2 separate regions of the Homo sapiens genome follow, and region 1 is linked to region 2. A link is an interaction called in ENCODE POLR2A ChIA-PET data of the cell type or tissue named here. Cell type or tissue: OCI-LY7. All regions are shown on one strand. Region 1 overlaps DNAI7 (dynein axonemal intermediate chain 7). Region 2 has its middle 27 kb from the start of IRAG2.

Evidence for each region. Peaks named below come from ENCODE experiments on the same cell type or tissue, not always from the same donor. Only the 100,000 strongest peaks of a DNase experiment are listed, where the experiment ranks them.
Region 1: POLR2A ChIA-PET joins it to region 2 with 23 read pairs; 4 of 35 experiments call an interaction of 5 or more read pairs at or near these places.

What each region holds. Positions count from the first base shown.
Region 1 is chr12:25,152,996-25,157,995 of GRCh38, reverse strand. It overlaps DNAI7 (dynein axonemal intermediate chain 7), which reads left to right. Exons shown (of 16, transcript NM_018272.5): 5 at 2,584-2,685; 6 at 3,540-3,677. Among named protein-coding and RNA genes, the nearest start is that of DNAI7, 40 kb to the left of the region's middle. In OCI-LY7, CTCF peaks have their summits at 2,538 and 2,739 (motif pointing right); DNase peaks (open chromatin) are centred at 145 and 2,725; H3K4me3 peaks cover 812 bases; H3K27ac peaks cover 637 bases.
Region 2 is chr12:25,023,483-25,028,482 of GRCh38, reverse strand. It overlaps a transcript of IRAG2 not described here. Among named protein-coding and RNA genes, the nearest start is that of IRAG2, 27 kb to the left of the region's middle. In OCI-LY7, CTCF peaks have their summits at 4,249 and 4,455; DNase peaks (open chromatin) are centred at 2,362, 2,832, 3,052, 4,492 and 2 weaker places; H3K4me3 peaks cover 3,911 bases; H3K27ac peaks cover 3,888 bases.

The DNA of each region.
Region 1 (5,000 bases), 130 kb before region 2:
AGCCTCCCAAAGGGCTGGGATTACAGGCGTGAGCCACCATGCCTGGCTGCCAAGACTTAGATCTAAGCAAGTCTTGCTGCAGAGCCTATGCTTGTAACCTTTAAGCATACATGAATCTGTTGTATAGACAAGATAACAGGAACAAAAAAAAAAAAAAATTCAAAATATTCAAATTCTACCTCTCCTTTTTTAGTTTCACTTCTCTGTTTCACTAGAATCTTTTAGATCAGTAATTCTGAAATATTCTGGTCTCAGGACAAAACTCCATTACTATTAAAAACTGAAGACCCTCCAAGGAGCTTATGTTTATGTGGATTACATCTATCAATATTTACCATATTAGAAATTAAAACTAAAAAATTTTAAACTGCTTACATTAACAGACATTACATGTTGATAAAAATAAATTTTATTAAACATAAGTAAATACATGGATATTTTTAAAGAAACAACTTTTTTTTAAAATTAAGGAAATGATGGCATTGTTTATATTTTAAAAATTTATTTGATATCTGACTTAACAGAAGACAGCTGGATTCTCATATCTATTTCAGTATTCCATCTGTTGCAATATGTTGTTTTGTATGAAGCATATAAGGAAAATCTGGCCTTATACAGATATGCAATTGAAAAAAAGTAATATTTTAATAGCCTTTCTGATAATTGTGGATATTCTTCTTTGATACTGTATCAAAACTTTTTTTTTTTTTTTTTTTTTGAGACGGAGTCTCTCTCTGTCGCCCAGGCTGGAGTGCAGTGGCACAATCTCTGCTCTCTGCAAGCTCCGCCTCCCGGGTTCACGCCATTCTCCTGCCTCAGCCTCCCGAGTAGCTGGGACTACAGGCACCCGCCACTGCGCCTGGCTAATGTTTTTTGTATTTTTAGTAGAGACGGGCTTTCACCGTGGTCTCAATCACCTGACCTCGTGATCCACCCGCCTCGGCCTCCCAAAGTGCTGGGATTACAGGTGTGAGCCACTGCGCCCGGCCAAGTTGTAGTTTCTTAATGTGGAATATGAAACCATATCAGTCAACTATTCATACTCTGTTATTTTAAAACATTGATCTATCTTACCCTCTGAACAGATCTTGTTTTCATACATGATTTGGCATTATCATGTGTTGCTTGCTTGAAAAGTTTTGGTTTACTGAATTATTTGCTTCCAAATGTTGATGTAATTGATTATTCATTATCAAAAATCACATACATTAGTATAATCACCAACCAAATCAGAAGATTTTTTCATTTTTTTTTTGAGACAGAGTCTTGTTCTGTCACCCAGGCTAGAGTGCAATGGCATAATCTCGGCTCACTGCAACCTCCACGTCCCAGGTTCAGGCGATTCTCCTGCCTTAGCCTCCCGAGTAGCAGAGATTACAGGCACCCGCCACCGCGCCCGGCTAATTTTCGTATTTTTAATAGAGATGGGGCCAGGCTGATCTCGAACTCTCCTGACCTTGTGATCCATGCACCTCTGTCTCCCAAAGTGCTGAGATTACAGATGTGAGCCACCACGCCAGGCCCAAATCAGAAGTTTTTAAAGATCGGAATACTTTCAAGCTTACAGTGATAGATACAAGTTTTCTAAAATTTGAATTTTTGCCTGACAGCTTGAATTTTGTCATTGGCAACAGATATTTTGAGTTGTATCCTTGAAGTGACACACTCCATTCATTCATTTTTGAGAGAATGTCTACCAAATTAGTCAAATAATTGCACAAGTGATATTTCTCAAGACAGTATTGTCATTCGATATGCAGCAGAAGAGCTTTATGCTGACTTCCCATTTTATCCAACAGGCTATTAAAAAGACATGTACTTAGGGTTCAGATTTAATACAATTAATAATTTTCACCTCTTCATCAGGGCATTCTTTTTTTTTTTTGTAACGTGATTTAGAGTCTTGCCCTGTCATCCAGGCTGGAGTGCGGTTGCGCGATCTTGGGTTAGTGGAACCTCTGCCTCCAGGGTCAAGCAGTTCTCCCCCTTCAGCCTCCTGAGTAGCTGGGATTACAGGCACACGCCACCATACCCGGCTAATTTTTGTATTTTTGGTCGAGATGGTGTTTCACCATGTTGGCTGGTCTCGAACTCCTGACCTCAAGTGATCCGCCTGCCTCAGCCTCCCAAAGTGCTGGGATTACAGGCGTGAGCCACTGCACCCATCCATCCGGGCATTCTTTTGTGAAGCTGGCTCCTTCCCTTCACCTCTCCCCCTAGAAGTAGTACAGTTTGGGGTCACTGTCTGATCTGTGCTAAGACATCAGCACTTTCACACCATCTTGCACAATCAGTGCAAATAGATACACGATGAAAAAGTCAAATAATGTTAGTATTATTATGGAAATAGATTTGACCTCACAGATCCCAGGTTTTAGGTACCCATCAAGAGTCTGTAGATCACACTTTGTAAGCCACTGTTTCAGATGAAACCTTTTGGAGATATCAGTTATATTCAAACTAATTTTAATATTCATTTTGAAACTGCAGTTATATATTTAGCCACGTCAGTTTTAGATGCTACTTGTGAAACATAAAGTTAAAATTAAAGAGCTGATCAATGTATCTGTCCTTGTGCAACAGGATCTAGAAAGGAGAAATGAAGAACTTGAAGAACTTTATTTATTAGAGAGGTGTTTTCCTGAAGCAGAGAAATTGAAACAGGAAACTAAATTGCTTTCTCAGGTAGGACTGATTTCTCTTTTTTAGCTAATACCTTTGTCACCACAAGAGGGAGGTGTAGTCCAATTTTGATGCCAAGAAAAGAAACTAAATTTTTCTGTTTTAAAAAACCCTCTCATCTGACAAATTGATTGCTTATGGCAAAGTAAACTAACATAACTTTGTAGAAAGCTATTTGTCAGTAATAATGTCCTTGAAATGTTTATATTCTTTGACTCTGACTCAATTGCTGGGAATGTATACTTAGGGAAATTATGCTAAATTAAAACGTAAAAGCTTTGTGCTTAAGGCAATCTAGTCTTGCTCAAAACTGCATAACTTTGGAAATAATATAGGTGAATATCAGGAGAAAAATGAAAAACTATTATAATATGGCTAAAGATTGTGGTATAATCAAGTGAAAAATTCTAAGTACAGTACAATATGATTACAAATGTGAAATTTGCATAAACTACAAAATGAATGGAAGGCCTTCTACTAAAATGCCAGTGGCAACTAGACATTAGTAATAACTTGGGAAGTAGAAATTAGCCTAAGTGTTGGCCTTTGCAAATAAGCAGCTCTATGATTAGAGAGGAAAACTAAGCAAAACAAAACTACTTATAAATAATGCTTTAAAAATAAAAATGTGAAAGTATTTTAGTGCTTCTATGTATCTGAATATTAAGGATTAGAAGTTACTTGGATAAAGAAGAACTTGGTTATTTTAGAGCTCTCTCAAGTTACTGGTTAAAGCCATCATGTTTTTATCTAAGTTGGTTAAACTAGGTTATAAAAATTCACCTTCAAAAAAGAAGTCATTTAATCTTTGGTTGAATCTTCATCAATGTGAACCTTTAAACATTTTTATTCCACAGTGGAAGCACTACATTCAATGTGATGGGAGTCCTGATCCTTCAGTAGCCCAAGAAATGAACACGTTTATTAGTTTGTGGAAAGAGAAAACAAATGAGACTTTTGAGGAAGTGATTGAGAAGAGTAAAGTAGTGCTAAATGTAGGTATTTATGCATTTTCCTATAAACTGGCTATTACAAATAGTCTGATATTAACTCAAAATAAAAATTAATATATCATTTGCCAAGTAATAACACTACTGCTTTTGAACCCTTAGCAAAAGAAGTAATTGGTAATCTTTTCATTTTCTTTTTTCTTTTTTACAAGTCCTAAGAATTCCTTGCCATATTAGCTAAGGTCAGCATATCATAAAACATTGATTATTTGTCTGTCTAATCAAGAAAAAAAAATCAAGTTGCATGCATTCATGTAGATAACTCGGGTGGGGGTAGTGGGTAATTTTATCCTCAGTTGGAATATCCACTGTTCAGTAATTTAGTACCCATGATTTTTCATGTTTACTAGGTGCCAGGTATACACTCTGTTAGACAGTGGGGGTACAAAGACAAATCAGAATATTCTAACTTTTGTTCCTGCAAATAGGATGGTTAGACTAGCCTGAGAAGCTGCCACTTTACAATGCACTTAAAAATACTGGGGGAAAAAAAACTAATTTATTAAAAAAAATTTAAATTCATTGCTTTAATCAAAAAAAGTAAGGTAAAACCTTAGAGGCCATAAAACAATCCAGAAAGTAAGAAGGTCTTGAAGCCATGGCTTCATAGCTAACTAGTTAGTGGCTTAGCTAGCTAACTGCTATGGCTTAGCATTGGTTCAAAGGGCCATCAGGAGGCAAAGCCTAGAGTACATACAAGGTGGTAAGTTGAACCAGAGACTCCTGTATGGCTGGGAGCCTCAAAAGACATTATGGATAACAGGAAAAATTTATTGTGCAAAAGGAGATAAGATGCGTTTGGCTTATCTTTAGCTTAGTGAATAAGAAACAAAAATGTCTCCACTAAGAATTTTTATTTATTTATTTATTTAATTAATTTTTTGAGACGGCATCTCGCTCTGTCACCCAGGCTGGAGTGCAGTGGCGTGATCTCGGCTTACCGCAACCTCTACCTCCCGGATTCAACCAATTCTCATGCCTCAGCCTCCCAATAGCTGGAATTACAGTCATGTGCCACCACACCTGGCTAATTTTTGTATTTTTAGTAGAAATGAGGTTTCACCATGTTGGCCAGGATGGTCTCAAACTGCTGACCTCAAATGATCCAGCAGCCTCAGCTTCCCAAAGTGCTAGGATTACCACTGCACCTAGCCAAGAATTTTTAATGAGGAGTGAATCAAAAGTTGGATTGGAAAATTTACCAGAAGACAGCACAGAGACAAAGAGATAGAAAATATGAAAGAGCAGTTGACAGGCATGTATTATAGAGTAACAAGGGCTAAAAAAGAAAAGAAGGGATACAGAAGA
Region 2 (5,000 bases):
CAGGTTGAGGTTGGTAAACTACAAAAAAATAAAAATAAAATTTAAAGAAGGTACAATATCTGAAATATTTCCTGATTTAGAAATAAATAAAATCAGACACAATTAAATTAAAAATTGCCATATAATATAAAAAGATAACAAATCTGGGCAAGAATGTAGAGAAATTTGAGCCCTCATGCACTGCTGGTGGAATGTAAAATGGTGCAGCCACTTTGAACACAGCCTGGCAGTTCCTTAAAAGGTTAAACGTAGAAACAAGGCCAGGCGTGGTGGTTCACCCCTGTAATCCCAACACTTTGGGAGGCTGAGGCGGGCAGATCACTTGAGGTCAGGAGTTTGAGAACAGCCTGGCCAACATGGTGAAATCCCATCTTTACCACAAATACAAAAATTAGCTAAGCATGGTGGCGCACGCCTGTAATCCCAGCTACTCAGGAGGCTGAGGCAGGAGGATCCCTTGAACCTGGAGGCAGAGGTTGCAGTGAGCCAAAATCATACCACTGCACTCCAGCCTGGGCAACAAGAGCAAAACTCTGTTTCAATAAATAAATAAATAAACAAACAAACATAGAAACATCAAGTGACCCAGTAATTTCACTCCTAGGTATATACCCAAGAGAAATCAAGACATATGTACACATAGAAATTTGTATACAAATGTTCATAGCAGACGATTCATAATAGCCAGAAAGTGAAAACAGCCTGAACACCCATCACCTGATGAGTGAACAAACAAAATTTGATATATCCATATAGAATATTATCCAGCCATAAAAAGAGGTGTAGTACAGCCGGGTGCAGTGGCTCATGCCCGTGATCCCAGCACTTTGGGAGGCCGAGGTGGGCAGATCACAAGGTCAGGAGATTGAGACCATCCTGGCTAACATGGTGAAACCCGGTCTCTACTAAAAATACAAAAAATTAGCTGGGTGTGGTGGCGGGTGCCTGTAGGCCCAGCTACTCGGGAGGCTGAGGCAGGAGAATGGCGTGAACACGGAAGGCAGAGCTTGCAGTGAGCCAAGATTGCACCACTGCACTCCAGCCTGGGCAAAAGAGCGAGATTCTGTCTCAAAAAAAAAAAAAAGAAAAAAAAAGAGGTAGTAATACATGCTATATCATGGATGAACCTTAAAAACATTATGCTAAGTGAAATCAGCCACACACAAAAGGCAACATATTATATGATTTAATTTATATGAAATGTCCAGAATAGACAAATCTATAGAGACAGACAATAGATTAGTGGCTGCTTAGGGTTGGGGAGAGGACGGTGGGTGGGGGATGGTAAAAGGGATTTCTTTCAGGGTGATGAGAATGTTTTAAACTTGATTTTGGAGATGGTTGTACAACTCTGTGAACGTACTAAAACACACTGACTTGTATACTTTAAGTTGATGAAATTTAAGGCATGTGAATTACATATCAGTAAAGCAGTTGCCAAAAAAAAAAAAGAAGGAAAAGGAAACTAGCTTTTATATAACTCAAATATTTTGTAGACTAAAAGTTTCAGAATTTATAACCAAAGTTTAGTTTGTCAATGAGGCATAGACATTTTCATAAAATAATACTGGTTTGACAGAAAAAAAATATTTTACCAGTATTTGGGAAGTGCTTACTTGGTGCTCTGTCTCAGTTTTAGACAAGTCTTCAATCTTCTTTTCCAGTCTGTCTATATCCATGATGTTCTTGAAATTCTAATGTAAAAGATAGTATTCTTGGATTTAGCACCAAGAAAAATAAAAGATGAGGACAAACAAAGTCTCTTTTAGGAGGTGGTATTTCATCACTCTCAGTATTGCCTTTTTATCTTCCATTCAACCTCAGCCACTACTCCCATAGTCATAAATTCAAACTTGTTATTACCAGTCACTGCAGCCCCTCCATTACCTTAACTGCAAGCATCCCACCGTTCAACAACCACCTCTTGGCTTTCCAGATTACTTCCTCTATACCCACAAACCTTCAATCCCCCCTGGAACCCGCAATCCATTGATCCGACCACCTTTTCATTATCCTTCAACCTTCCCATGAACTCAGACCCCTCTTTATTTAGCTTCAGTTCTTCCCTGGGCAATCATTATAATCATTCCCTTCCAAATGCCTCCATTCCCTGCCTAACTCCTGCTTCTTAGCATTTACCTAGATTAGCTTACCACCCACTCCACACCAGCACCCTTTCAGATGAACATGCTTAAAGAAAGCATGAACAGATAGGTCACAGGTTTAATTCATGGCCTTTAACCTCAGTGTTTACTGGTGATCATATCATATCATCCTGGTATATTTATACTGCCTTTTACCTAAATCAGGGGGTGGCAAACTATGCCCAGCCCCCTCACTCCACCCCTAAAGACCAAATCTAGCTGACCACCTGTTTTTGTAAATAAGGTTTTATTAGAGCACAGCTGTGCCCATTCAGGTACATACTGTCTATGACTGCTTTCACAATACAAAGGCAGAGGTAAGTAGTTGACACAAAGGTCATTTTTGTGGCTAGCAAAGCCTAAAAATATTTACAATCAGGCCCTTTACAAAAAATTTTCGAACCCCTAGCTCATTTCATTCCTTCTCTTTCCTCAAATTTCCAATAACCCCTCCAACATCCTCACTCTCAGCTGATGACTTTGCTTTGTATTTCACTGAGACACTAGAAACAACCAGAAGAAAATTTCCTTCTTACCTGAAAACATAACAAATATCTTTGGATATATTACAAAGCATTTCCTGATCCAAACACTTCTGTCCACCTCCACTGCAACTACTCAGTCCAAGCCCCCATCAGCTTTTGACTGGATCATTGCAAAGACCTCTTAATTGGTCTTCCTGCTTTTTCTCTTGCCCCGCTACAATGGATTCTAAACCCAGCAGCCAGAGTTGTCTTGTTAAAACGGAATTAGATCATATTACTCCTTTGCTCAAAACACTTCAATGGCTCCCATCTCACTCAAGTGTTTTTTTTGTTTTGTTTTGTTTTGTTTTAAAAAAAGACAGAGTCCTTAGGATGCGTGTGTAAGCCCCTTGTGTCTGGACCCTCCAGCTCTTGGCCTGCATCTCTTGCTACTTGTTCACTTTGCTCCAGACACTCTGGCCTTGCTGTCCCTCCAAAATAGCAGGCAGGCTGCAGCCTCACGATTTTCAGCTATTTCTTCTGCCTGGAAGGCTCTTTCACAGATAAACCTCCTTTCCCAGTTTTGAATCAAAGGATTAGCTTCATAAGGCTGCTTTTCCTAACCACCCTAGTTTAAATTGCACTCCTCTCTGCCTCAGTTCTGTTTTCTGCTTTTCTTTTCTCTATAGCTCTTTTTACCGTCTAACATACTAGTTCCACATGAGCTATTTTGCTAAGCTCATATAGTCAGCACTTAGAATAGCTCTAAGATCTTCCAATGAATACGTGTTGAATGAACAAAATGAATGAATGAATAAAAGTGAATCACTACCCAAACCATTGTGATGTTACTCTTCACAATGCATCAGATTTTTACCTCCCAAAGGAATCTTAGCTAGTGACAACACTTATATTCGTTTTCTAATGTAAGTCAATAATTGCAATGCTATTTCATGATGAAGGGCTTTCAATCTTCCTTCTATCTCAATTCTGAACTGGTTTGGTACAATTCTTTGATACGTGTCACTCATCTAAATAAGAGGAGAAAAATATCTTACATTAGTAGTTTAATTGTAAATCACTAGTTTCACAAAAGCCTGGCCTTGTGGCTATACCAGCTCTGAATCTAATATAGGCTTTCTTTCCAAACTTTAATTGTTCCTTTCCAATCCACTATGAAATTTTAAAATACCCACTTGGCCCACATTTTGAATAACTCTCCAGATTGTGCTGCATAGCTTCATAAATACTTCTGATAGCCTCACATAAAAGCAAAATTTAAAAACTGGCATACTACTTGATATTCAAATGGTGTCTATTATAAAAGGAATTTTCCCAGCAAAATAGTAACTTGCTAGTAGCTTGTTCCCTGTTCTTCCAATGCTTCAATTTTGTTGCTTTAAAAAAATTATATTCTTTTTCTTTGAGATTATACTAATATTTCCTAACATTTATAAGCTACATTGTGGTTTACCAAATGGCTTCACGTGAATTATCTTAGTTAATCTCGAAAATAACTCCATGGCATAGGTACTATTAGCCCAGAAAAGATAAATGGTTTTTCCAAGGTCCTTTTTTCAGTGAATTTAAGATCTGAATCGTAGACTCAAGACTCTTGCCACTTTGTTCAATGGAATTAAATGGAAAATGATTAGATAACATCCATACTTTCCTTCTTGATTTGGATATTTTTTAGATGGGTTCATTGTATTTCATCTTAAATTTGAATTTCTTAAATCCCATTTCTTCCAAGGATAATTGCAAAAGTAACAGTTTCTCTGTTCAGACATGAAAATCCCATCCATTCCTCCTCACTTGTAATTTGACAAGTCAACCTGCTCTCTGGCCTATAGGAGGCTATATTTACATGATTTTTATTTAACCCACAGCCATAAACCACGATGATATGATTTGCATGTTTGTCTATGCCAGTGTTTAACGATTCTGACATACCTCTTCCTGTAGAATCCGAATCTTAAGAATCAGAGCCCGGTTTTCTGTCTCCTAATTCATTGTGAGAAAAATAATTAAAATATATTTAAGATGTTTATGAAAATACCACATATTTACCTCCAAGGCTGACATTCTCTACCAACTTTGAATGTAGCATTCACCTATCACAAATGAGCCTACTCTGAAAATATTTTCAATGTGGGGTTAAGCCTTGGCCTACAGGTACTTGGGGATCTAAGTGAAGTCATTCTCCTCCTGGACTCAATGTAACTATGGTTGTTAGGGAGGAAAAGACAAAAGAAACAAAAAAGTAACAACCTGGCTTCTTTCCCTGCTACTTCATTTATGACAGGTAGTTGTAAACTCAGCTATTTAAATAGCACCTTGAAATCACAGAGCTCTAGAGTTCTATTTGAAGCTGTGGATATTCTCAGATGCA